Regions from separate parts of the Homo sapiens genome. Here region 1 is linked to region 2. Evidence: chromatin contacts called from ENCODE Hi-C or POLR2A ChIA-PET data. All regions are on one chromosome and are shown on one strand. Each heading gives the region's core, a stretch centred on a gene start or an enhancer-like site at or near the end of the contact. The rest is flanking DNA. Distances are from core to core; before and after follow the strand shown.

Evidence for each region. A loop is a pair of places that touch in the nucleus more often than their neighbours do. ChIA-PET counts read pairs that join two places held with the same protein, here RNA polymerase II (POLR2A). Pooled maps may share reads with other maps.
Region 1: a loop to region 2 is called in a pooled map, with 7 times the contacts of the local background. The contact joins the enhancer-like site here to the promoter of MTNR1B in region 2. A Hi-C loop is called at or near these places in 1 of 168 maps with a recorded cell type or tissue (mammary epithelial cell) and 7 of 50 pooled maps. POLR2A ChIA-PET finds 5 or more read pairs at or near these places in 4 of 52 experiments (A673, MCF 10A, PC-9 and 1 more).

The regions. Positions count from the first base shown.
Region 1 is chr11:93,052,641-93,057,007 of GRCh38, forward strand. It overlaps the pseudogene RPL26P31. Among named protein-coding and RNA genes, the nearest start is that of MTNR1B, 85 kb to the left of the region's middle. RefSeq lists an enhancer at 1,707-2,906. Within about 2 kb of position 2,416, at least 3 of the 41 ENCODE cell types and tissues checked have a DNase peak (open chromatin) inside an H3K27ac peak, as active enhancers do; they include PC-9 and mammary epithelial cell, where a contact is called at or near this core.
Region 2 is chr11:92,967,867-92,971,633 of GRCh38, forward strand. It overlaps MTNR1B (melatonin receptor 1B), which reads left to right and starts at 1,785. Exons shown (of 2, transcript NM_005959.5): 1 at 1,785-2,082. The coding sequence starts at 1,860. LOC124902733 (a long non-coding RNA gene) reads left to right here. Exons shown (of 2, transcript XR_007062838.1): 2 at 1-1,049. RefSeq lists an enhancer at 2,333-2,832.

The DNA.
Region 1 (4,367 bases), core at 1,166-3,665, 85 kb after region 2:
TTTATAGTGTCCTCACACAACTGAACTTCATCATCCTTTCAGATGGGCATGGATTGAACATCGTACTCTGTCTTAGCTCTTTGGAAAGAAGGGAAAATGTAATCCTCCTGAGAATGTGGGAAGGCTTATTGAAATGTCCTTTATGGTTCTTGATTCAGTCTATAGTGATAAATGGATTGAATTTCATTTTGGTCACTGCCACTTCGGCGATGGCCACAAAAAAAGAGATGACTATTTTTATAGTAATTAGTCTGGTTATCCGAAGGTGAGAGATGCCTCTCAATTCATGTTTCATTTTTTGCCTATGGATGTGGGGCGGTAACTTTAGCCCATTCCTTTCTTCTCCACATTAGGGGCTGAATGGATGGCCCACCCAATAACCCCATCAGTTCACCCAGATAGGTCCCTGAGCCTCACTTTTGCAAACCTCAGATTTGCTTACAGCAATCTGAAGCAAATAGTTTGGGGGCGACTATGAGGCAGTTCTTACATGTTTCAATAATGCTTGGTGGAATTTTGTTGTACCCCTTCCACCCATGTGTCCAATTATACCATACAGGACAAGGTGAATGAAGATGTTTTATTTTCAAGGTTCAGTAGGGAAGTATGTTTGAAATTGGTTGAGGACTCTAAGCTCTTTCCCCCCGCCAACAAAAAAAAATATTTCTGGGAAATATATTTCTGTCTTCTATATAATGATCATGGCTGTTTGTTGTATGAATGTGACAGAAGCTGCAAGAAAAATGAGTAATCAGATGCCAATACCACCTCTGACACCCCTAGATCAGCAAAAAAGTGCAAGTGGTTTGTCTGCTAATAGCTGGAAATTGTGCTACAAGTATGTGTTGTCGGAAACTTTAAAATCACAAATATGTATGTTTAAATATTAGTATGTAGATAGATGATAATACTGCTGTAGTTGGCTGAAAGGGAAAGAAAAGTCACCATGATGTTAACACAGCAAAGCTATCATCCATCATGAAGGAAATGCTTAGATGCTCACAATAAAAGAATTGAAGTTAGAAACACGGATTATTATGAATACAGCAGATGATGTTAAGGTACAGTGTTTAGGGAGAATGTATCCGACAGCCCCAAGGATTTGGTTGAGACAGAGCTGCTGGCTATTTCTTTATATTTTTTGTTGTTGTTTTGCTGCCATAGAAGCCTCAGTCCCTAGGATAGAGAGGGCATCTCTGTTGTCAGCCTGTGATACAAGCTTTAGCAGCACCAAACTGCCACGGGGCTGCCCCCAGCTTTCCTGAGATACAGTGGGGAGATGCTTTGTGCAGTTCCCCCACACAATGCATCAGAAACATGGGCTCTGGGGCTCTGGGGACCACACAGGAGCTATGGGGAAGGAGGCTGAAGTAGCCAAGAGTAATGATGGGGAGGTTTTATTTATTTATTTATTTATTTATTTATTTATTTATTTATTTATTTTCAGAAACCGAGAATTCCTATGTGAAATTGTTATTGTGCTGAATATGACCCCACATTTTCTTTTGGAAATCCAAACCAGACACTATCTTATACAGACCCCTGACATGTGAGGTGATCATCAGGAGTTTGCAGAGACTTATGGTCAGTGCAAGACCCAGAGGTTTTCATTCCAGCTCCCATTATCAAGAGAAGGTGTAAATAGCCCATCGTCCTCACCCATTTCTGTGCTGTGGAATCCCTGGTTGCAGAGTATTTCAAAGTATACTGATCATAGGTTGATAGCGGTAAAGGATAAAATTGGGAGTGTACATGAAAAGGTAAAATCTGTTCTTCCTACTCAGATGATTCATTGTAGTAATCAGCATCGGGTGGATTCTCATCACTTGGAGACTCACTCATGTCTTGCCGGAGCTCTTACAAAGTGTTGCTAAGGTAGGACACTGCTGGTGCAGGTGGGGATAGTTCACAAGGCTCAGGGTCTTTCTTTCAGAAAAAAAGATACAGAGGAGAGATGTTTCTTTTTTCTTTTTTTTTCCAGCACATGGTTGTTACCCAAAGTTATTTTACTGAATTAGTTTAATTTTTTTTTTTGATGGAAACTAATGAGGTGGTGGCATTCATATAAGAAATTCACTTTTTTGAGTATACTTATGACTGTATATGTACTTCCATCTCTTTGTTACCAGAGAAAATATAAAAACGCAAATACATGACAATGCTATAAATACTGTAATAACCTGGAATCACATCTAATCTACAAAATAATTTTTAATTAAAAAGTAAATCATCTGAAAATAAAGAGATGTTTCTATTAATGTGGCCATGGTGGATGGGAAAGCTCTGTTTCTGAGAGGTCATCAACGCCCCCAAATGGTTTTTGTACTTTCATACTCTGATTATTATTACAAGATGACAAATATGAGGATGCTCCTGGGTTGACTCATATCTGTGGCAAACACCATGTAACTTGTAGTAATAAACACCCATGCAATTGCACACATTCAGGATGATTCAGCTGTCTGTCATCACAGCATGAAAAGTGGCCTACACTGTTTCTCCCTCCTCTGGGCCTCTTCAGATTGGCACAGTGGAAAAACACCACCACAGAGATTAGCTTTCAAGAGAGACACGGAGTGGTGAGTGCTTTTGGTGCACTTCCTCAAAGACACAGGAATGAAAGTTTTGTCAAAAAAATCAGATCAGATTTAAAAATTGTAAGAGTTTATTGTGCACTCAAAAGAATAGCTGGGGAACTGGGAGGCTTCAAACCAGAAGAGGTAAGAAGCTCTGCTTATGGCCAGGCGTGGTGGCTCACGCCTGTAATCCCAGCACTTTGGGAGGCCAAGGCAGGTGGATCATGAGGTCAGGAGATCAAGACCATCCTGGCTAACATGGTGAAACCCTGTCTCTACTAAAAATACAAAACATTAGCCGGGCATGGTAGCGGGCGCCTGTAGTCCCAGCTACTCGGGAGGCTGAGGCAGGAGAATGGGGTGAACCTGGGAGGCGGAGTTTGCAGTGAGCCGAGATGGCGCCACTGCACTCCAGCATGGGCGACAGAGTGAGACTCTGTCTCAAAAAAAAAAAAAAAAAAAAAGAAGCTCTGCTTACAACAGTTACTGTGCAGTTTATAAAGCATTAAGGAGGAAGTATTGTGACCTTTTTTGTAATTGGTTGTTACACATTAACATTCTTTTAGGGCAAGTAGAGCTGTTTAAGCTGATCTGACTTTTGCTGATTAGTTTACTTTTACCGAATCCTGCTGGCAAAAACGTAAAGCTTTTATTTTGTGTTTCATTTATGATTAGGGCTACCATTTCTGAAAAATTAGGATGACTTCAGCTTTGGCTACCTGGCTATGGGCAATTGGCCTTGGATTATATCTAAACTATGACCTCCATTTTTTTTTTTAACCATTGCTTTCTTCCAGTGATTCTCTCAGCTGAACTCAGAGTGTGACCAACTACCTATCATTACTCTTGGTCATCACATTTTCTTTTCTGTAGACCTTTGTAGGAGCAAACTAGAATCTCATTAGATTCTGTGATTCTTGTCCAGGTAGTTTCTGTTGTTTAATCCTCATGGAGATAATCTGAAGAGTTCATGGCTGCTGAGAAGCATTTAAGACTAGAAAGATTATAATACACAAGGGATATTATCAATATGACTAACGGGGAGCTAATACCAAGAATTTGAAAAAGACCCTGAGTATTAATTGGAATATGTGGAGGGCTTTTTTGAAGGATAAGTATCTTTGGTTTTGGACCCCCAAAATACTCTGAACGTGTACAAGAAACAAGGCTACACACCTCATATTAAATTATGCAGCACTCATGTTCAAGTGAAGTTAGAGGGAGAGCTTGGGGACCAATTTTAATAATATTTAAATGCATTTATTGCTACTGATTTTCAAGACTGTTTACAACCACAATTCAAAGTCTTAGGATGAGTACATTACAGTAGACAGTTACTTAGTGAGAGATTGCTCTGAACCTGATGCCTCGGGAAGGATGTCAATATCCACAGAGCCCCACTCTCCTGACTGCATTTTTTTTACTTTTATTTTAGGTTCAAGGGTACATGTGCAAGATGTGAACGTTTGTTACATAGATAAACATGTATCTTTGGGGGTGTGTTATTCAGATTATTTCCTCACCCTGGTATTAAGCCTAATATCCATTGGTTATTTTTCCTGATCCTCTCCCTCCTCCCACCCTTCACTCTCCGATAGGCTCCAGTGTGTGTCATTCCCCTCTAGGCTTCCATGTATTCTCATCATTTAGCTCCCACTTATAACTGAGAATATGTAGTATTTGGTTTTCTGTTTCTGTTTCTGCATTAGTTTGCGGAAGATAATGGCCTCCAGCTCCATCCATGTCCCTGCAAAGGATATGATCTTGTTTGTTTGTTTTTGGTTTTTTTTT
Region 2 (3,767 bases), core at 535-3,034:
GGGTAGCCTCTATCTCCCTGAGAATACAGAAGCCAGACAAGAGTTCTCTTCTTTCCTCACACCAGTTTAGAAGTGCATCTGAATTTGCATCTGGCTTCTGATTCCTTTCTACTACAAGAAAGAAAGCCTCCCTCTCCTAACAAATAATATTTCTTCCTTGGGTTTTGGATGAGCTCACTTTAAGGAGTTCTGGATTAGCTCACTTCAAGGATGAGCTCACTTCACCTCTCCCTTCCCTCTCCCTTCCCTTCAACATCCACTCATGCCTCTGCATCATCAGCCCCTCCGTCTCCACTGCATCCTTCCTTCTTTTTTTCCCCCCTTTAAAGGAGAGGGGCAATATAACTTACGTAAAATAACATATGTAAAAATAACAATCCAGAAATTTTTTGGTGTTTGTTTCTCAATACCCACCCTCAAATGTAACCACTTTTCTGATTTCTATTAGAAAATAGATTAATTTTCCCTGATTTTGGACTTCCTATAACTGGAATAATATGGTATATATTTTTTGGTATCTGGCTTCTTTTGTTCAATACAACATATTTGTGATTAATCCATGCTGTTGTGTAGGTCAATCATCTTTATTGCTGAGTAGTATTCCATTGCAAGGTCATACCATAATTTGCTTATCCATTCTTCTGTTGGTGGAAATTGCAGGTGTTACCAGATTTGAGCTCCTATAAACAAGGCTGCTCTGGACATTCTTGTACAGGTCTTTTGGTGGAAATATACTTTCCTTTTCATTTGGAACTTCTGGTCATAGAATAGGTGTATATTTAACTTTATTAGGAGCTAACAGACAGCTCTTCAAAGTGGCTATACCATTTTGCATTCTCATAAAAGCAGTGTATGAGGGTTCTGGTTGCTTAACTTCCTCCACAAATATAGGATAATCAGTCATTTTGATTTTAGTGATTCTAATGGGTGTGAAAAGTGCTTTGGGGTCATAAGATTAGCCCCCATTAGAAGTTATCTATTATTATTATCACCAGATCACGACTCAAACATTTTTAATAAAGGGCACCTGAGTTCCTTCTTTATTGTAATCATGCCTCAATCTTCTTCTTGTCCTAACCCCTCCAAAAACCACATCATAACCCCCAATATTGGCCATACATCTATTTAAGTATTATGTGTAAATATATGTTGGTAAATATGTTAAAGTATTGGCTTTATAAAGAGGACCCAGTAGAGACATCATCAATGCCCCCCACAATACCCAGCGAGTGCTTGGAAAATGGCTAGGTTCGTATTTTTCTGCAGCTCCCTAGAATATAACAGTCTACCCTACTTTGTTCTGGGCTCTGTCCCCACATCTTAGGAGTTGCATTCTCTTTCGGGCTGCACAGCCCTATGGGACGTCAAACCTTGCCTTTCTTGACAACTGATGGGAGGTCCCTACCATCAGCACCTTCTCCAGTCTATCAACCTGGGTTGGACGTCCCTACCTAGACACAGCTTCTCTTGGGGACGCTGTGGAGGAAATCGGGGTCTCGGGTGTGGCTATATACTCAGGGACAGAAGCTAGACGCGCTCCGCAGCCTGAGGTGGGCCAGGCACCTGCTGGGCTCGGGGTGGCAGAGACAGCTGTGCGGTCCCAGCTGTTCCTGAGCGCACCGCTGAGGGACGCACTCCCTTCTACAACGGCTGCACCCCAAGTCCTCCTCCCATTCCTATATTTTTCTCCATCCCCTGCCCACGCTTAATTAGTTATCTCCTCCAGACCCCTCCCCACTGGCCTCCTCCCTTGCACACGCGAGCTGGGCAGGGAAGAGAGCGCCCGGCTCAGTACTGCGCGCGCCCTGCGGCTGTCCGGGGCCGCGCGGTGGCCAAAGCACAGCGCGGGAGAGTCTGCGATGTCAGAGAACGGCTCCTTCGCCAACTGCTGCGAGGCGGGCGGGTGGGCAGTGCGCCCGGGCTGGTCGGGGGCTGGCAGCGCGCGGCCCTCCAGGACCCCTCGACCTCCCTGGGTGGCTCCAGCGCTGTCCGCGGTGCTCATCGTCACCACCGCCGTGGACGTCGTGGGCAACCTCCTGGTGATCCTCTCCGTGCTCAGGAACCGCAAGCTCCGGAACGCAGGTGAGCACCATTCCTGATGCTGGGTGCTGGCATCGGGCCCTTCCTTGTCTTCTGATCTTGTCCCTGACCCCGGGATATGCGCTGCCTTTTCCCTCCTCAGCCCGGGCTCCCCTTTCCCTTCACTCTAACCTATTCCTTAAGTTTGACTCTGCACTCAAAAGTTAGGGTGAGTTTTGCCCCTCCGAAGTGCGGCTGCCCAGGACGCGCTTGGCACAGAGGGAATTGCGGAAAGTTTTACTGGCGCGCTTTTTGGCCGGGCGCCGGCGCTGTGGGAACCCACGCTGCTGGATGCCATCGCTACCCCGTCGCGCTCCAATGCGTGTCTTTCCAGAGGTGCCCACATCAGGCCACAGAAATCTCACCACCTGTACTTGACATCCCACTTCCTTCCTTGCCAAGCACTGTAGCTTTATGTAGTAGTCGCTTAGAAAATCCTTGCTGAAAAAATGAGTTAATCAATGGAAGCATTTCAGTAGGTTTTGTGTCAAAAACTTATCTCCAGGTCATCTGAAGACCCAATTCCAGTTGACGGAGAGTAAATGCAGAAATTGCAGATTCTGCTTGGACTGAACTAAATTGCTTTGAAATATTGTGGTCTTTTCCGAAGACTGGGAATTCCTGGGATTAACTGTGAAAATTAAAGCAATGATTTGGCTAAATCGTGTTGTAATCCTGAAAATATTTTTCCTATTTCAATCCACTCTCATTTCAATATTCCCCTAGTCAGGTCTTCAAAGAAACAAAACCAGAGTGGGGGGCAGTATCTGAACTCTAGCCCTCACAGGTCATGGGGCATGATGACCACTTCAGCTTAGGAAGGAGCTCAGTCACCTGTTTGTTAATTTTGCAGTTTCTTCAAGTTGGGCCTTGGGAGCAAATTCAAATATTAGAGTGAATTAAAATGGAAAGATAGCAGCAGTAAAACAACCATATAGCTTAAAAATGCTTTTCTAAGGAGTCAGACCATTTTTAGCAAATAGTAATATGTATTTGGTGTGGCCTGTGACTCTAGAAATTTTTTTTTTTTGAGATGGAGTCTCTCACTCTGTCACCCAGGCTGGAGTGCAGTGGCATGGTCTAGGCTCACTGCAACCTCTGCCTCCCAGGTTCAAGGGATTCTCTTGCCTCAGCCTCCCGAGTAGCTGGGATTACAGGCGCTCGCCACTACACCCAGGTAATTTTTTATATTTTTGGTAGACACAGTATTTCACCATGTTGGCCAGGCTGGTCTCGAACTCCTGACCTCAAGTGATCCACCCGCCTCGGCCTCCCAAAGTGCTGGAATTACAGGCATGAGCCACTGCGCCCGGCCAACTCTAGGATTTTTAGCTAAAAAAACAAACAAGAAACTCCTCCAACTGTGAGTATCCAGCCATCATATGGGAAACATAACATTATTAAGAAGAAGTAAACTTTCTAACTCACTTCAGTAGTGGTGGCTGTTTTCTGGAATACATTGTTCAAAATATTGTGTCCTTTGAAGAAAAGCTTATATATTAGGGAAAAACAGGTTATGATTAGAAAACTGCATTTAATATTTTTGACACATTGTCCCTTGCAGCCATCATAAACATTCATTTCCAGCACAGGGAAGCAAAAGGGAGACAACTCCTGGCTCTATGGGGGAGAAATGGGTCCTCCTGGTTCTGACATTGGCCCCTTCTGTCCCTGACTTATTGAGTATT